Linked DNA regions of Homo sapiens: region 2 is linked to region 1. A link is an interaction called in ENCODE POLR2A ChIA-PET data of the cell type or tissue named here. Cell type or tissue: OCI-LY7. All regions are shown on one strand.

The links. ChIA-PET counts read pairs that join two places held together with the same protein. Peaks named below come from ENCODE experiments on the same cell type or tissue, not always from the same donor. Only the 100,000 strongest peaks of a DNase experiment are listed, where the experiment ranks them.
Region 2: POLR2A ChIA-PET joins it to region 1 with 5 read pairs; 3 of 35 experiments call an interaction of 5 or more read pairs at or near these places.

The regions. Positions count from the first base shown.
Region 1 is chr16:1,295,970-1,298,469 of GRCh38, reverse strand. All of the region lies in intron 1 of UBE2I-AS1 (UBE2I antisense RNA 1), which reads left to right. Among named protein-coding and RNA genes, the nearest start is that of UBE2I-AS1, 2.4 kb to the left of the region's middle. In OCI-LY7, no CTCF peak of the experiment used is centred here; a DNase peak (open chromatin) is centred at 1,389; H3K4me3 peaks cover 577 bases; H3K27ac peaks cover 737 bases.
Region 2 is chr16:1,567,472-1,569,971 of GRCh38, reverse strand. It overlaps IFT140 (intraflagellar transport 140), which reads left to right. Exons shown (of 31, transcript NM_014714.4): 15 at 1,638-1,755. Among named protein-coding and RNA genes, the nearest start is that of TMEM204, 35 kb to the right of the region's middle. In OCI-LY7, no CTCF peak of the experiment used is centred here; no DNase peak of the experiment used is centred here.

The sequences.
Region 1 (2,500 bases):
CGCAAACAGGAGGGGACAGCGTGGCCATGGAGGCAGCAGGGAGTGGCACAGCCATCATGACAATAAGAAAAGACAGGACTTAAACACATAAATAATTTCCACTGTTTTAAACTACCATGTTTGTGGTAATTTGTTACAGCAGTGGCAGGAAATTAATACACCCATCTTTAGGACACAAGCGTTCCCCTTTCTCAGGCTAGACACGGTGGCTCACACCTATAATTCCAGCACTTTGGGAGGCCCAGGTGGGAGGATCATTTGTGCCCAGGAGTTTGAGACCAGCCTGGGAAACACAGTGAGATCCCATCTCTACAAAAAACTAAAAAGACACAGACATGAGCCACTGTGCCTGGCCTCCGAATTATGTTTCTTTGCTATATTTTGAAATGGCCCTGCAAAGCCATCTTTTGTGGGGGGAGATATGCGTCTATAAGGAATTTCAGGCCGGGCACAGTGGCTCACGCCTATAATCCCAGCACTTTGGGAGGCCGAGGTGGGTGGACCACGAGGTCAAGAGATTGAGACCATCCTGGCCAACATGGTGAAACCCCATCTCTAGTAAAAATAAAAAAATTAGCTGGGCGTGGTGGCGGGCACCTGTAATCCCAACTACTCAGGAGGCTGAGGTAGCAGACTCACTTGAACCCAGGAGGTGGAGGTTGCAGTCAGCCGAGGTCATGCCACTGTACTCCAGCCTGGGCAACAGAGCAAGACTCTGTCTTAAAAAAAATAATAAAAATAAAACGCTTCCCTGCCACAGCCCTTGGCATTGGTACGCTGACCTGCCAGGCATTGGACTGTGGTTACCCACAGGTTACCCACGATTTCTGTCTGACCTGGCTACAAATAGGCCATTCCCAGGACCCACCTCTTGAGCCCAACAATTTGCTAGAGTGGCTCACAGGACTCAGGGAAATGCTTTATTTACTATTACAGATTTATTACAAAGGATATGTAAGCCAAAAAGTATTTGAGATACGTCTCAATCAATTTAGAAGTTTATTTTGCCAGGGTTAAGGATTTGGCCATGACACAGCCTTAGGAGGTCCTGAGAATGTGTGAAGGTGTCTGGGCTACAGCTGTTTTTTTTTTTTTTCTGGAGAGAGAGTCTTGCTCTGTTGCCAGCTGGAATGCAGTGGCACTGTATCAGCTCACTGTGTTAAATATAGTGAACTCCGAGTTTCTCTTCAAAGAATCAGCATGTCAGTTTGTTCAGCTCTCTTATTCTTTGATTCTCCATTTTAAAGCTTAACTTCCTGGTTCTTTGCTCCCTTGCCTCTACTTTCAGTAAACAACTTTCCCACCAGTTCTAATCAGTAGCTCACATCTCTTCCCTGGTCATCTGCTCTGCCCTGAGTCACCCTGTCACCTGCTCTGCCCTGACACATCCTGAGTCACCTGTTCTATAACTGTCCTTCCTGCCAAACTACTCACTCTGCCACTCCGACTCGTACCCCTGCTCTCTTTAAAATAGCCAATTGGAATTAGCTTAGACTGTGTGGTCCAACCCTAGCCAATAGGGGAACCACACAGCAGGAGGGGCTGCCGGCGTCAGGGATAAGAACCCCTTCCCCTCCCCTGTCCAGGTGTGCTCTCGCCATTGCTCCATCCGTGAGATGCACCCTTCTATAGAAGTAAATTGTCTTGGGGCTGGGCATGGTGGCTCACACCTGTAATCCTAGCACTTTGGGAGGCTGAGGCGGGTGGATCACGAGGTCAGGAGTTCGAGACCAGCCTCACCAACATGGTGAAACCCCGTCTGTAGTAAAAATACAAAAATTAGCTGGGCGTAGTGGAGGGCACCTGTAATCCCTGCTACTCAGGAGGCTGAGGCAGGAGAATCACTTGAACCCGGGAGGTGGAGACTGCAGTGAGCCGAGATCACACCACTGCACTCCAGCCTGGGTGACAGAGCGAGACTCTGTCTCAAAAAAAAAAAAAAAAAAAAATGTAAATTGTCTTGGTGAGAAAATTTTTGGTCTGAGTGTTAGTTCTTCTTTTTGGCATGAAGGAACAAGCATTTGTTTCTAACAACTGCAACCTTTGCCTCCCATGTTCAAGTGATTCTCCTGCCTCAGTCTCCCAAGTAGCTGGGATTACAAGCACCTACCACCATGCCTGGCAATTTATTTTATTTTATTTTATTTTTTGAGATGGAGTCTGGCTCTCTGTTGCCCAGGCTGGATTGCAGTGGTGCAATCTCGGCTCACTGCAACGTCTGCCTCCCAGGTCCAAGCGATTCTCCTGCCTTAGCCTCCCAAGCAGCTGGGATTACCTGCACCTGCCACCACACCTGGCTAATCTTTGTATTTTTAGTAGAGATGGGGTTTTGCCACATTGGCCAGGCTGGTCTTGAACTCCTGACCTCAAGTGATCCACCCTCCTCAGCCTCCCAAAGTGCTGGGATTACCGGCGTGAGCCACTGTGCCCAGCTTTTTTTGTATTTTTAATAGAGACGGGGTTTCACCATGTTGGCCAGGCTGGTCTCAAACTCCTGACC
Region 2 (2,500 bases), 270 kb before region 1:
GAGCAACAAAATAAATAAAGCAGGCCAGATGCGGTGGCTCATGCCTGTAGTCCCAGCATTTTATTTATTTATTATTTTTTTTTTTTCTGGGTGGCCCATTTCATCCTGCAAGTCCCAGCACATTGGGAGGCCAAGAGAGGTGGATTGCTTAGGCCCAGGAGTTCAAGACCAGCCTGGGCAGCATGGTGAAACCCAATTTCTTAAAAAAAAAAAATTAGCCAGGCATGGTGACTTGCATCTATAGTACCAGTTACTCAGGTGGCTGAGGCAGGAGGATCACTTGAGCCCAGGAGGTCAAGGCTGCAGTGAGCCAAGATCACACCACTGCACTACAGCCTGGGCGACAGAGTGAGAGATCCTGTCTCAGAGAGAGAGAGGGAGAGAGAAAAGGAAGGGGAGGGGAGGGAGAGGAGGGGAGTGGAGGGAAAAGACAAAAAGAGAGAAAGAAAGAAAGAAAAAAGGGAAAGAAGGGAGGGAGGGAGGAGGGAAAGAAGGAAGGAGAGAAGGGAAGGGAGGGGAGGGAAGGGAAGAGGGAGGGAGGGAGGAAGGAAAGAAGCTTGAATTATATACCAAAGTAAAAAAATGACTAGTGTGAGTCCGAATGATATGAGTAAGTCAATAAATAGAGGAGAAGAGACAGGTGTCCCATAGAAAAGAATTCCACGGCCGAGCGCGGTGGCTCACGCCTGTAATCCCAACACTTTGGGAGGCTGAGGCGGGCGGATCACGAGGTCAAGGAGATCGAGACCATCTTGGCTAACACGGTGAAACCCCGTCTCTACTAAAAATACAAAAATAAATTAGCCGGGCGCGGTGGCGGGCGCCTGTAGGCCCAGCTACTCGGGAGGCTGAGGCAGGAGAATGGCGTGAACCCGGGAGGCGGAGCTTGCAGTGAGCCGAGATGGCGCCACTGCACTCCAGCCTGGGCAACAGGGCGAGACTCCGTCTCAAAAAAAAAAAAAAAAAAACAAGCTACCACTACATACTTTGTATTGATTATGTCAGCAACAAACTAGAAACAGCTAAATGTCACTGGCAGGGGACGAGTTAAATAGCTCAGTGTGTCCCTATGACGGGAAACTGTGCAGCTGTCACAGCGGGCGATGAAGCAGTCCCCACGTGCTACGAAAAATCGCGGAAACAGAGCATAAGGCACAAACTCCAGGTATAGAACGGCGTACAGCAGCGTTGTTTTGTTTTTTTTCGTTTTTTGTTTTTGAGATGGAGTCTCACTCTGTCGCCCAGGCTGGAGTGCAGTGGCATGATCTCGGTTCACTGCAACCTCCGCCTCCTGGCTTCAACCCTCAAATAATCTGCCTGCCTCACCCTCCCAAAGTGCTGGGATTACAGGTGTGAGCCACCACGCCTGGCCTAGAACAGCATTTTTAATAAGCTACTTGAACAAGAGGAAGGGGACGAAGCACTCATATTCGTCCTTGTTCGTAAGAGTACCTGAGGTGGAAGAACTCACCCTGTGTTTTGCGTTTGCCCCACCTCATGGTGCACACGCGCCACCCAGGGTGAGAAGCAGCCTAAGAGCTGTGCAGCACTCATCCGGTGAACAGAGGTTTCAGGGTGGGCGGAGAATTGGGAACTGGGCCTCTGGCGGGCACTGAGGTCCCTCTTCCTCCCTGCAGAGAGGCCAAAGCACACTGTAGCTGCAGGAGCCTGGCGGAGCTGGTCCCTGGGGTGGGGGGCATCGCTTCTCTGCGGTGCAGCAGCAGCGGGAGCACCATCAGCATCCTCCCCAGCAAGGTGAGGCCACCCCTCGTCCACTCGCCCACTCCGCCTCCTCACCTCTGTCCTCCCAGGCCAGGCCTCCTGCCTGCTCGTGCCTCTCTCCTCCTGTGCAAGTCTTCCTGTCCTGTGTTCTGTTCAGCCCCACTCTCCTTCCCCTCGTCTCCCCGGGTCTCTCCCTCCCACCTTCTCCGGGAACCTCCCCAGCATGGTCCTCACCCAGCCTCTGTTCCTCCCCGACCTGCCATCTTCTGTCCCCTGCCTTTCTCCAAGTCCTCCTTCATCGAAACAGTCGATTCCTTGTTGGAGAGTTGCTCGCTTCCTCTTCATCCCTGCCTTCTTCATCCCACTCAGTTTTCTTTGGCACGCGAGGAGGCACAGGACTGTTGGAGAGCCCTCAGGCGTCCCACTCAGAGAGGCAGGGTGATGTTGGTGTGCAGAGGGCCAGCGGCAGCCACATGGAAGGGTCTGGCAGGGGTGGCAGGGCATGGCAGCGCTGTTTGGAGCCGGTTGGTTCCTTCCCTGGTTCCTTCCCTTCCGCTGGTGCGGGTTCCCTTGTTCATTCGCTTGTTCAAGGGCCGTGACTGATCTCCTGCCGTGGGCCAGACGCTGTGCTAGGCACCACGGACACAGAGGTGCTCAGGTGAGCACAAGGACCCCGCCCACTGCCTGTGGATGAGCAGGGAAGGAGGCACGTGTGCTTGGAGGGTGTGGAACTGCACAGCACTGCGCTGCTGTGGAGCTCCGGCCAGGCCTGCTGAGG